Regions from separate parts of the Homo sapiens genome. Here region 1 is linked to region 2. Evidence: chromatin contacts called from ENCODE Hi-C or POLR2A ChIA-PET data. All regions are on one chromosome and are shown on one strand. The core of a region is the stretch at or near the end of the contact, and the rest is flanking DNA. Distances in the headings are between cores, read along the strand shown.

Evidence for each region. A loop is a pair of places that touch in the nucleus more often than their neighbours do. ChIA-PET counts read pairs that join two places held with the same protein, here RNA polymerase II (POLR2A). Pooled maps may share reads with other maps.
Region 1: a loop to region 2 is called in a map of Panc1, with 7 times the contacts of the local background. The contact joins the enhancer-like site here to the promoter of CACNG7 in region 2. A Hi-C loop is called at or near these places in 19 of 168 maps with a recorded cell type or tissue (K562, MCF 10A, PC-3 and 15 more), 11 of 37 single-sample maps with no recorded cell type and 25 of 50 pooled maps. POLR2A ChIA-PET finds 5 or more read pairs at or near these places in 7 of 52 experiments (BJ, H1, HEK293 and 4 more).

The regions. Positions count from the first base shown.
Region 1 is chr19:53,839,062-53,845,768 of GRCh38, reverse strand. No RefSeq gene overlaps it. Among named protein-coding and RNA genes, the nearest start is that of NLRP12, 18 kb to the right of the region's middle. RefSeq lists enhancers at 4,675-5,442, 5,443-6,212. Within about 2 kb of position 3,453, at least 8 of the 41 ENCODE cell types and tissues checked have a DNase peak (open chromatin) inside an H3K27ac peak, as active enhancers do; they include PC-3, Panc1, dorsolateral prefrontal cortex and 1 more, where a contact is called at or near this core.
Region 2 is chr19:53,907,217-53,913,495 of GRCh38, reverse strand. It overlaps CACNG7 (calcium voltage-gated channel auxiliary subunit gamma 7), which reads right to left and starts at 4,218. Exons shown (of 6, transcript NM_031896.5): 1 at 3,979-4,218; 2 at 469-693. The coding sequence starts at 664. PRKCG (protein kinase C gamma) reads right to left here. Exons shown (of 18, transcript NM_002739.5): 18 at 5,844-6,279. RefSeq lists an enhancer at 5,592-6,133.

The sequences.
Region 1 (6,707 bases), core at 2,204-4,703, 67 kb after region 2:
GTGCCGTGATGGTGGGTGCCTGTGGTCCCAGCTACTCGGGAGGCTGAGGCAGGAGAATCGCCAAACCTGGCAGGTGGAGGTTGCAGTGAGCCAAGATCGCGCCATTGCACTCCAGCCTGGGCAAAAGAGCAGGACTCCTTCTCCACAAAAAGAAGAAAGAGAGAAAGAAGGGAGGGAGGGAGGGAAGGAAGGTAGGAAGGAAGGAAGGAAGGAAAGGAGGGAGGGGCTGGGCACCGTGGCTCATGCCTATAATCCCAGCACTTTGGGAGGCCGAGGCGGGGCGGATCACCTGAGGTCAGGAGTTCGAGACCAGCCTGGCCAACATGGCGAAACCCCATCTCTACTAAAAATACAAAAATTAGCTGGGCGTGGTGGTGGGCGCCTGTAATCCCAGCTACTCAGGAGTCTGAGGCAGAAGAATCTCTTGAACCCGGGAGGTGGAGGTTGCAGTGAGCCGAGATCGCACCATTGCACTCCAGCCCAGGCGTCAGGGCAAGACTCCATCTCAAATAAAGAAGAAGAAAATGAAACTTTATATTGATAACCTGGATTTGCCTCATTCTTCAGTTTCTTAACTCCATGTGTATTTGGGGGCTGCTTTGCACATAGGGCCCTTTCACAGGAGGGGAAGGCTTGTTACACAGCAAAAGGTATTGGGCGCACTCCTGCGCAGGTTTCCTCTCCGCTCTGCTTCCCCTTTGTGGACCGAAACTGATGACAATACACACCTCGTGGGTTGTTGAGTGATTACGTAACTTAATGCATGTAAAGGGCTCAGATCATTGCCTGACACACAGTACGTGGTGCTCAGTAAATGTTGGTTGTTGTGGTTATATGCAATTATTCCAAAATCTGAAAAATCAGAAATCCGAAACGCTTCTGGCCCCAAGCATTTTGGATAAAGGATACTCAACTCTTATTTATATACTAAAATACTATTTACTTCATCCTTTCCTTAAAATACATATATTTCAGCCTGGGCAACATAGTAAGACCCCGTCTCTACAAAAAGATACAAAGATTAGTTGGGCATAGTGGTGTGCACCTGTAATTCCAGCCAGCTGGGGGGTTGAAGTGGGAGGATTGCTTGAACCTGGAAGGTTGAGGCTGCAGTGAACTGTGATCTTGCCACTGCCCTCCAGCCTGGACAACAGAGCAAGACCCTGTCTCAAAAACAAATAAATAAAAAACAAAAACCATATGTTTGCTTAAATTAAAAAAAAACACAAAAAACAAAACTTCGGCTGGGCACGGTGGCTCACACCTGTAATCCCAGCACTTTGGGAGGCCAAGGTGGGCAGATCACGAGGTCAGGAGATCGAGACCATCCTGAGTAACATGGTGAAACCCCGTCTCTTTTAACACACACACACACACACACACACACACACACACACACACACACACAAAAGCCAGGCGTGGTGGCGGGCACCTGTAGTCCCAGCTACTCGGGAGGCTGAGGCAAGAGAATGGTGTGAACCCAGGAGGCGGAGCTTGCAGTGACCCGAGATCATGCCACTGCACTCCAGCCTGGGTGACACAGCAAGACTCGGTCTCAAAAAAAACAAAACAAAACAAAACAAAAACCTTCAAGCAGCTATGACATAAGTGAGCACAGGTTTACTCATTAGTCTTTGTGTACGTATCAAAGAAAAACGTGAGCAAATATTTACATACCAAGTGTCCTGAAATTAGGATCAACTATATATTTATTCCATAACTTGTCATTGTAGAAGACATTATTTTTGTAGCATTTAGAGACTCATTTGAATAATTCAAATGATTATGAACTTGCAACCTGGAAACCATGACAGTTATGGACAGCTATGTTTTCTAGAATCTTTTTTTTTGTGTAAAATTCCCGATTAAACGGTGTAAATTATGTTTGCAAAAAGAAGGTGAATTTGCTGAACAAACGTATGATAATTAGCCATGGCTGTGACTTTGCCGATAGTTTTTGTTTTGTTTTGTTTTGTTTTGAGATGGAATCTCACTCTGTCACCCAGGCTGGAGTGCAGTGGCATGATCTGCAAGCTCACTGCAAGCTCTGCCTCCTAGGCTAATTTTTTGTATTTTTAGTGGAGACCGGGTTTCACTGTGTTAGCCAGGATGGTCTCGATCTCCTGACCTCGTGATCCGCCCATCTCAGCCTCCCAAAGTGCTGGGATTACAGGTATGAGCCACCACACCCGGCCTTTGCCGATAGAGTTTTAAGTATCTCAACCTGCACGGAAGACTGCATAGATTATTTTAGAATCTGGAACAAATAAAAAGTCATTCCTCTTTGCAAAGTTATTCTGTGCATAAAATAAATAAATGACTCTAACAGATTAAGTCTAGAACAGTGGTTCTCAACGGAGGGCAATTTTGCCTCTTGTTTTAAGATGTAGGGTCTTTTGGGGGGTGGGGTTGTATGTTTGTTTGTTTTTTGAGACAGGGTCTAGCTCTGTCACCCAGGCTGGAGTACAGTGGCGCAATCTTTGCTCACTGCAACCTCTACCTCCCGGGTTCAAGCGATTCTCCTGCCTTGGCCTCCTGTATAGCTGGGATTACAGGCGCCTGCCACCACACCCGGCGAATTTTTGTATTTTTAGTAGAGCCGGGGTTTCACTATGTTGGCCAGACTGGTCTCGAACTCCTGACGTCAGGTGATACTCCTGCCTCGGCCTCCCAGAGTGCTGGGATTACAGGCGTGAGCCACTGCGCCTGGCAAAACGTAAGCTTTATTATTCAGTTATTGTGAGGCCAACAGATCAGGAGACAGTTGCCATTGATAAGACAGTTTGTGGCTGGACACGGTGGCTTTTGCCTGTAATCCCAGCACTTTAGGAGGCAGAGGCAGGTGGATCACCTGAGGTCAGCGGTTCGAGACCAGCCTGGCCAACATGGTGAAACCGCGTCTCTACTAAAAATACAAAAATCAGCTGGGCGCGGTGGCAGGTGCCTATAATCCCAGCTACTCGGGAGGCTGAGGCAGGAGAATCGCTGGAACCCGGGAGGCAGACGTTGCGGTGAGCCCAGATTTCGCCACTACACTCCAGCCTGGGCGACAGAGCGAGACTTTGTCTCAAAAAGGTAAGTAAATTAAATAAATAATAGAAAACATCTCTGCTATTTTTGTCAGAGTTGAATCACCCAAGTAGAATTACTGTAAGAATATTCATGCGTGAGACCATATTAATTTCTAAAACTGCCGGTTGACCTTCTGAACTGGCTTTACCCTCTGCTGGTCATCACTGGCTTTAACAAAGAAGAGGTTTTTTTCCCCCTAAGGGAACAATGGCATTCCTTTAACTTGCATTTCTTACTGATTTGTTATCAGAACTTGGCACTTGGCTGCGTGTCAATTTATGGCATTGTTCACTGAGACTATTCCTATTAAGTTTTACTTCCTCAGTTGACTCCGTGGTGAGTCATTACAAAGTTTAAAGGGAACGCGATTAGGTTTACTTCCCCTCGAACAGCCTGTCTTCTGCTCGCCCACCTGTGTCTCAGCGCCCTCTACTGGTGCCTAAAATCCTATCATAATTTAGTCCACAGGAAATAAAACAAAATCCTCTGCAGTCCCAGGCCAGCCCTAGCCGGGCCCTCCGAAACAGAGGTCAGAGGTCAGTCTAGAAAACTCAGAAAGGGGCGCTTTTCATTGTTCCATATGAAAATCATTCCAATTTTGATTTTCACCATCCACGGAAGCCTCAATTTAAAAAAAAAAGTATCTTGCATGAATTGACTGCTGGGCAATCAGTCCTAAGATTGAAATTGTTTGTGATTTTCAGTTACCGGTTAATGACTAGACAATTAGGCAGAAAGAAATCACTTGCCCAGGCCGGGTGCGGTGGCTCACGCCTGTAATCCCAGCACTTTGGGAGGCCGAGGAGGGCGGATCAGCTGAGGTTGGGAGTTCAAGACCAACCTGGCCAACATGGTGAAACCCCGTCTCTACTAAAAATACAAAAAAATTAGCCAGGCATGGTGGCGGGCGCCTGTAATCCCAGCTACTCGGGAGGCTGAAGCAGGAGAATTGCTTGAACCCGGGAGGCAGAGGTTGCAGTGAGCTGAGATCATGCCACTGCACTCCAGTCTGGGCAACAGAGCAAGACTAGGTCTTAAAAACAAAAAGAGAGAGAAAATAAATCACATGCGCCAGGCAGAGCTGTGTAACCCAAGCCTCAATTTGCTCAGGTGTAAAAGATGCATTCCACCTTCCAAGAATGTTCATTAATTTTCTTAAGTACAGGCATATGTGGAGCCCAAGGTCGTTACAGCTAACTCTGGTCCCCTTAGTTTTATATACTTTGACCAGTAGGAGTGTTCCTAAAACTAGCTAGATAGGAGAGTTGTTTTATAGAAATTATATCTCTTCTTGGCAATAAAACTAGGGTACCTTCTATCTGAAGCCTGAATTGAAAACGTAATACCAATTTGGACCAAGCACAGTTGCTCACGCCTGTAATCTCAGCACTTTGGGAGGCCAAGGAGGGAGGATTGCTTGAGCCCGGGAGTTTGAGACCAGCCTGGGCAACATAGTGAAACCTCATCTCTACTAAAAATTAAAAAAAGAAATTAGCCAGATGTGCTGGTACGTGCCTGAAACCCCAGCTACTCAGGAGACTGAGGCAGGAGGATGGCTGGAGCCCAGGAGTTTTGAGGTTTCAGTGAGTCATGATTGCACCACTGTACTCCAGCCTGGGTGACAGAGTGAGATCATGTCTCAAAAAAAAAAAAAAAAACAACTAAGAATAAAAAAAATAAAAACGCAAAACATGGTACCATTTTAGTTTTTCTTTCTTGTTTTTTTTTTTTTTTTTTTTGAGATGTTGTCTTGCTCTGTCGTCCAGGCTGGAGTGCAATGGCACAATCTCGGCTCCCTGCAACCTCTGCCTCCCAGGTTAAAGGGATTCTCCTGCCTCATCCTCCCGAGTAGCTAGGATTGCAGGCATGCACCACCAAGCCCAGCTGATTTTTGTATTTTTAGTAGAGACGGGGTTTCACCATGTTGGCCAGGCTGGGCTCGAACTCCTGACCTCAGGTGATCTGCCCAACTCGGCCTCTCAAAGTGCTGGGATTAGAGGCTTGAGCCACCGCTCCCGGCCTGTTCTGGACTTTTTAAAAGCATTTTAATTAATTTAAAGTATTAATTTAGGCCAGGCACGGTGGTTTACGCCTGTAATCCCAGCACTTTGGAAGGCTGAGGCGGGCGGATCACCTGAGGTCAGGAGTTCGAGACCAGCCTGACCAGCATGGCAAAACCCCATCTCTACTAAAAATGCACAACAAATTAGCCAGGCATGGTGACGCACACCTGTAATCCCAGCTACTCAGAAGGCTGAGGCAGGAGAATCGCTAGATTCCGGGAGGCAGAGATTGCAGTGAGCCAACATCGCGCCACTGCACTCCAGCCTGGGCGACAGAACAAGACTCCATCTCAAAAAAAAATAAAAATAAAAAAAGAATTAATTTAAAAACAACAAGAACAAAAGAATGAAAAGTAATTCGTGAATAACCTTTTCATATTGATTGCATGAAATAATAATGTTTTGGATATAGTGGGTTAAATAAAATACATTAACTTTATTTGTATTGATTTATATAATTTTTTTTTTTTTTCAGACAGAGTCTCACTCTGTCGGTCAGGCTGGAGTGCAGTGGCACGATCTCGGCTCACTACAACCTCCGTCTCCTGGGCTTAAGTAATCCTCCTGCCTCAGCCTCCCGAGTAGCTGGGATTACAGGCACCCACCACCACGCCGGGCTAATTTTTGTATTTTTAATAGAGACAGGGTTTCACCATGTTGGCCAGGCTGGTCTCAAACTCCTGACCTCAGGTAATCTGCCCGTCTCGGCCTCCCAAAGTGCTGGAATTACAGGCGTGAGCCACCGCACCCGGCCTTAATTTTTTTTTTTTTTTAAACAGAGTTTTACTCTTGTTGCCCAGGCTCGAGTGCAATGGCGCGATCTCGGCTCACCACTCCCTCTGCCTCCCAGGTTGAAGTGATTCTCCTGCCTCAGCCTTCCTAGTAGCTGGGATTACAGGCATGCGCCACCACACCCAGCTAATTTTGTATTTTCAGTAGAGACGGGGTTTCTCCATGCTGGTCAGGCTGGTCTCAAACTCCTGACCTCAGGTAATCCGCCTACCTCGGCCTCCCAAAGTGCTGGGATTACAGGCGTGAGCATGAAGGGGTGGGTTGCCCCTCCACACCTGTGGGTGTTTCTCGTTAGGTGGAACAAGAGACTTGGAAAAGAAAAAGACACAGAGACAAAGTATAGAGAAAGAAATAAGGGGGCCCAGGGGACCAGCGTTCAGCATACGGAGGATCCCCCGGCCTCTGAGTTCCCTTAGTATTTATTGATCATTTTGGGGTGTTTCTCAGAGAGGGGGATGTGGCAGGGTCATAGGATAATAGTGGAGAGAAGGTCAGCAGATAAACACGTTAACAAAGGTCTCTGTATCACAGACAAGGTAAAGAATTAAGTGCTGTGCTTTAGATATGCATACACATAAACATCTCAATGCCTTACGGAGCAGTATTGCTGCCCGCATGTCCCACCTCCAGCCCTAAGGCGGTTTTCCCCTATCTCAGTAGATGGAACATACAATCAGGTTTTACACCGAGACATTCCATTGCCCAGGGACGGGCAGGAGACGGATGCCTTCCTCTTGTCTCAACAGCAAAGAGGCATGCCTTCCTCTTTTACTAATCCTC
Region 2 (6,279 bases), core at 2,969-5,468:
GGTGCACCACCACATACAGCTAATTTTTGTATTTTTAGTAGAGACGGGGTTTCACCATGTCGGCCAGGCTGGTCTCAAACTCCTGAGCTCAAGGGATACTCCTGCCTTGGCCTCCCAAAGTGCTGGGATTACAGGCATGAGCCACCGCGCCCGTCCCATGCATTTTTTTTTTTTTAATCTTGCCCATTCAGCACTGAAATTGTGCAGGGGACAAGTTCTAAACCTAGACTACAAACTTTAAAGGAAGGCTCCAGAATTCCTTAGGGGTTAGGGGCCTGGAGCATTGGGGCTCCTAGATCCAGGAATAAAGGGCTAGTCACTGGGGCTCCACGTAGAAATTTGAACTTCCAGGAGAGAATCAGGATCCGTTTCTGGATTTCTGGAACTCAAGGGATGGGACTATGGCTAAGACTCTCAGACCCCAGGCAAGGCAGAAACTGTTGAGTGGAAGACGGGTGAGGGCTGTACCTGCAAAGAAGCAGACTCGCCAGAGGCCGGCGTGCAGGGCCATCTTGACCTCGGTGGTCTGGTTCTGCGGTAGCACTGTGCCTTCTTCCATGTACAGCCAGTAGTCAGTGCTGACCGCGATGCCTACCAGGAGCAGGCCACACGCACCAAACACGCTGCTCAGCAGGGTCAGGGCGCGGCTGCTGCAGTGACTCATCCTCAGAGGCAGGGGGCGCCCTGCGGGGCCTGTGGAAGGGAAGCTACAGTGCAGAGCTCCATGGGACCGACCAGAGTGCTTGACCCCATGCAGCAACCCGGGATGCTGGGCCCTAGCCAGAGACACTGACTCCCAAATCGAAATCTCAGATCTGACCTCCGTGGCCTGACCCATGACCCCAACCCTAGAGTCTGACCAGAGACACCAACTGTTGAGCCTCAGCCTCAGGGCTGGGCTCCCCAAACCTGCTGCCTGTGGTCTAGCTCCAGATCCAGATCCCCAACCCCAGAATTAGATTTCTAATCACAACTTTCAGCCCAGGCCCAGAGATTGAATCTTGGCTCCAACCGTGTTTGGACCTGGGTCCCAAATACTGTGACTCCGAGCAGAAATTCTAATTTGAGCTTCTTAACCCCAGAACCAGGTCCCCCTGCCAAAACCTAACCTCACCTGCTGACCTGAGACCCTAATTTAGAAATCAGATGCCACCAGAGTCCCTAACCTTGAGTGTGGATCAGTGACTCAGAAACTATTAGGCAGATCAATGATTTCAGCTCTAGGACCTGGCATCCTGCAGCCCTGTCTCTGTGTGACGATCGAAGCCCCCGGTTGTGAACACCAGACTCCAACAAGGATCAATAACCTCAACTCTGAGCCAGGACCTAGATCCCAGAGCACAGGGCATTGGGCTTGAACCCTGGATGCTCTACAACTTGAGCTGGCCAGAAACTCTAACCCAGGCTACCCAGTCTTAACTCCATGCCCTAATCTGATGCCCTGATACATTTTCTTGCACCCTGTCTCTGAACTACATCCAGAAATTCCCAAAGTGGGTCACTAACCAAGGATCTCTAACCCCATACCAGGGCTTCACACCCTTGACCTCAGCCCTATCTAAGACTTTGAGCAGAGGCCCCCACTGAAGTTTACACTCAAGATTTGTATCTTGAGCCTAACACCCAATTCTAACACCAAGAACTTGACCCATGACCTTCTAACTCTGATCCTGTGCCTTGACCTCATTTGATACCCCAATTTAAGATGACATCACACATGACATCCTCCCATCCTCCGCCTGGCGGCTCAGGGGTTTGACCGCGAGCTGCCTGGTCCTCTCGCAGCCCTGTGGGTTCGGAAACGGGCACCATCACCCTGGCCACCCTGGCTGCCTCCATCCCAGGTAGCCGATCTCAGCTTCCCCCTTTCGCCCCTCTGACTCTCAGCTGGGACCTCGTCCCTTCTCCACATTCTTGCACCCCGTCTTAAAACCCAATCTTGCTCCAATTCCTCCTCACTCCAGAACCTAGCTCCAGAACCCTAATTCCACCCTCCCAGATCTAGGCAGGCTCCTGGACCTGGAATCCTGGAACATCTTCACAGTCTGCTGAGTCCCAGAACATTGGAACCCAGAGACATAGAACCAGAATCTCGATTACAGATTCCAGAACATCAAAATCAGGAGCTGAGACTGGGTGAGGTGGCTCACACCTGGAATCCCAGCACTTTGGGAGGCTGAGGTGGGTGGATCACTTGAGGTCAGGAGTTTGAGACCAGCCTGGCCAACATGGTGAAACCTTGTCTCTGCTAAAAATACAAAAATTAGCCGGGCACGGTGGCTCACACCTATAATCCCAGATACTCAGGAGGCTGAGGCAGGAGAATAGCTTGAACCTGAGAGGCAAGGTTGCAGTGAGCCGAGATAGCACCATTGCACTTCAGCCTGGGTGACAGAGTGAGACTCCATCTCAAAAAAAAAAATCATGAATGAGCTGGACCCCACCACCACCACCAATCCAGCATCCTCATCAGAGCACCCCAGTCAAACAACGGTCTCTCATCCTTCCAACTAGGATTCAGTGCCCTGAACTCTAAAATCTCAAGCAGGAGTCCCAAAACCCCCTCCCCTAACACACGATCTGAAACTTCCTACCAGAGGTTCTGGACCCCGGTTTCCCATGCTGGGACTTCCAATCACAGATCTTCTTCAACATCCAGCATGGAGTCCCGATTTCATAACATTAGACTCCAAACAGGAGATCCCAGTTCATCTCTGTGGCCTCCCCAATTCCACTTAGGAACCTAGAAATTCCAGCGAGGGAGCTCCTCAACCCAGATCTCAAGGACTTGAAATTCCTTACCCACGATTCTCCCCCGACCCCTGCAAGATTTTTCCCCAAGCCACGCAATCCCGTGATTTGGGGGTCTCAACTTGGGACCCTTAGCCTTTATCAACCAGAGACCTCTACATCCCTGAATACCCGGGATCTTTTTAACTATGAAGGTTGAGACCCCTCAACATTCTCCCCTACAAACTAATCAAGACATAAAACTCCACTTTCCTTCACCAGAATTCTTCTAACCTTGCAACTCTGCTCCACCTGAATAAAGACTCTGGAGTCTGAGACAACCCTCACTCCTCCCCGCTCCACCCCGCACTCCCAGCCTCCAGATCCCCCCTCCTTCCCCCCCAACCTCTTGGAGGCCTCCGAGATCCGGAGTCAGGGAACGCTCTGGCCAGCTTTTCCTCCCATCCCCCGCCTGGCGGCTCAGGGGTTTGACCGCGAGCTGCCTGGTCCCCTCGCAGCCCTGTGGGCTCGGAAACGGGCACCATCACCCTGGCCACCCTGGCTGCCTCCATCCCAGGTAGCCGATCTCAGCTTCCCCCTTTCGCCCCTCTGACTCTCAGCTGGGACCTCGTCCCTTCTCCACATTCTCGCACCCCGTTTTAAAACCCAACCTTGCTCCAATTCCTCCTCCCTCTCACTGGCCCGCCCAGATCTCCTTATTCCTCCAGCCTTTCCTCCTTTGGGACCCTCCCCCCAGGCCTGAAGCCTCCTCTTCTCCCTCTTTCTCCCACCCTTTCCCGGATTCAGGCATTTGAATCTCCGGGGTCCCCTTCTGCAAGTCTTAAGCCCAAACTCCATCTCTCCTCCATCTCTCGGGAGACCGTAACTCCCCCTTTCTGGGACCCCTTTCCAGACCCACATCCTGCTCTGGCCGGGCCTGGGTCCTCCGCCCTCGCCCCGTACCTCGCCTTCCTCAGGGACCCGGCCTCTGCCCTCCCCAGCCCACGCTCGCTGCGACTCGGACGCGAGGAGTGCAGTTTCCCACTCCGGGACCCTCGGACCCCGTCCTCCGGGATCGCCAGGCCCAGGTGTCCCTGCATCCCCCATAGCCGCTCGAATTCGGGCGTCCCGACCGCCAGGATCTCACCACCCCTGGAGCCACTCGGGTCCCTTGTTGCCCCAAACCCGGCTCGCAGCCACCTCGAGGGGCGCCCCTTCTTCCTCCCAGGACCCTCCGCTAGCGCTCACCTCGCTCAGGGCTGGGCGGACGCTCCGGGCCGCGGGCCCCGCAGCCGCATGACCGGCCCCGAGGCTTCCCCCGGCCGCCGCCGCCGCCACCGGGGTCGCCGGTGCCCGCGCCCCCCGCCCCCGCCCCGGAGCCCGGCGTCCCGGCCCCCTCCCGGCCTCCCACCCCCCACCCCCCGCGGCCGCGGCCTCACTCGGCGGACGGAGCCGGGAGCAGGAACCGGCGGCCGCTCATTGGCTACTGCGGAGGAGGGGAGGGGCGGGGAGGGAAGGGGGGAAGGATGCAGCGAGGGAGGGAGATGGGCCTTGAGGATGGGGGAGGCAGAGAGGGAGAGAGAATAGAAACAGAGGCAGAGAGCCCGAGAGGGGCAGAGGCACAAAGAGAGACAGGGCAGAGAGAGAAAGTCACGCCGAGACCTTGAGGCCGAGAAATCCAGGGACTCAGGTCTGGAGACTGAAGGAGACACAGAGACAGAGAGAGACAAAGAGGGAGAGAGACAGAGTTTAAGACCACCCCTCACCACCTAGGCGCAGAGATTCTGAGGCCTGGGAAGTGGAGAGGTCAGAGACCAGGAAGAGACAGAAAGAGACAGGGGGACGCCCAGAGGCCTGGGGCTGAGAGATGCTGAGACCCAGAGACCTTGAGCTTGGAGAAGAGACAGAGACAGAGGCAGAGAGAGAGAGACAGAGAGACAGAGAGAGACAGAGAGAGACTCTGAGAAGGAGAGACAGCAGGGACAATCCTGGGGGTCCCCTGACGAGGACTGGGGCTCTAGCCAGGCCTGGGGCGGAGCCTGGGGTCTGGACGGCTGCAGGAAGCGGGAGGGGGCGTCCCGGGCCGGGGTCCCTACAGCAGCGGGCGGGCGCAGAGCGGAGTCGGGTCCTGCAGCCGCCGCGGAGCCAGGAGCCGGGCCACCCCCCCCCCCCGCCGTGATGTCAGCGGGGCCACTCTTAAAGGGGCAGGCCGCCCGCCGAGGGTCGGAGCGGGGGCTGGGGCCTGCGGGCACTGGATGGGGGTGTCGCGGCGGTGATGAGGGAGAGAGGGGCAGCCCCAGCATCCACCCGGACCGGGTCATGGAAACCCAGGAGACTGCAGGGAAGAAGACGTGCCCGGGTCCGCAAGGAAGACTGCGAAGCTTTGGGGCTCAGTCCCCTCCAAACACACAGACAAGGCACACCGCTCCACTGGTCTGGCCCTGACCGGAGACTACATTTCCCATCAGCCCTGGCGGCAAGGAGCCGCACTTGGGGGAAGGGTCTGCCGCGAGGCCTGCGGGGAAATGTAGTCCATCTGCACGGTCCCCGGCACTCCCCAGACTCTCAAGTGGGTCAAGGGAAAGAGGCCCAGAAGGCGCGTCTGCCTGCCGTGTGCCTCCGTCGCCGATTCCTAGGCTCTCGGGTTCTGGCTGTTTTTGGTTGCTCTGGCGTGGGGGTCTCTTCCTCTGATCAGGTCTCTAGGTCTCTCAAGAAGAGGCCAGACTGTGATCTCCCCGCTTGGGAAGGACTTCTCCCCGGTGTCTGAGCCTGGGGGTGCATGTGAGCTTGCGTGGCTGCTCTGGTGAACACGGACGCGCTGGGTCTCTGCGCGGGGGTCGCCACCTGGCACTCTCAGTGATCTCCGTGCCCCTCTCTCGCTGTGCACTGTCCACGTTGGTGCCCTCTGTGATATTTTCTCTCCCTGTCTCTGTCTGTCTGGGTCTCCTGCCTCTGTCTGCGCGCGCTTCTCTGCTTGCTCCCCTGCAGTGGGTGTCTCCCCTCTCACTTTGTGGGTCTCCGTGCTTTCCTTCTCTGTTTGTGTCTATGTACAGTCACTGTCCCGCCTCCACACCCCGTTCATTCTCCAAGCTTACAAGAAAATATCCAAACACTTCAGCATCAGCATCCCAAATTTATTCTCCAGCAGCTGTGGCCGGGTGGGAGAGGCTAAGGGAAGAGGAGGGGAGGAGGAGAGTCCCAGAGAGTGGCAGGCACTGGGGAGAGTTGGGGTGGGTCCGAGCCAGACAGGAGCCATGCACGGCAGGCGGGCTGCGGGGAGAAGTGATGGCTTCGGGATGGGGAAGTCTAGAACAAAAGCTGATTGGGAGCCTCTGGGGAAAGAATCCTCCATATATCCCAGAAATCCCCAGAGCACAGCAGCGGGACGTACTGGAGGAGGGGGGCACGCCTCCCACTCATCTAGAACTAGAGTGGAGGCGGGGAGCCTCGGAGGCCGAGGGCTGTTCTGGAACCTGAGTCTGGAACAGCCAACCCCGTGAGGCTATTTCCCCAGGGGCGGGGTCTGGGGGGAGGCACAGAACTACCAAG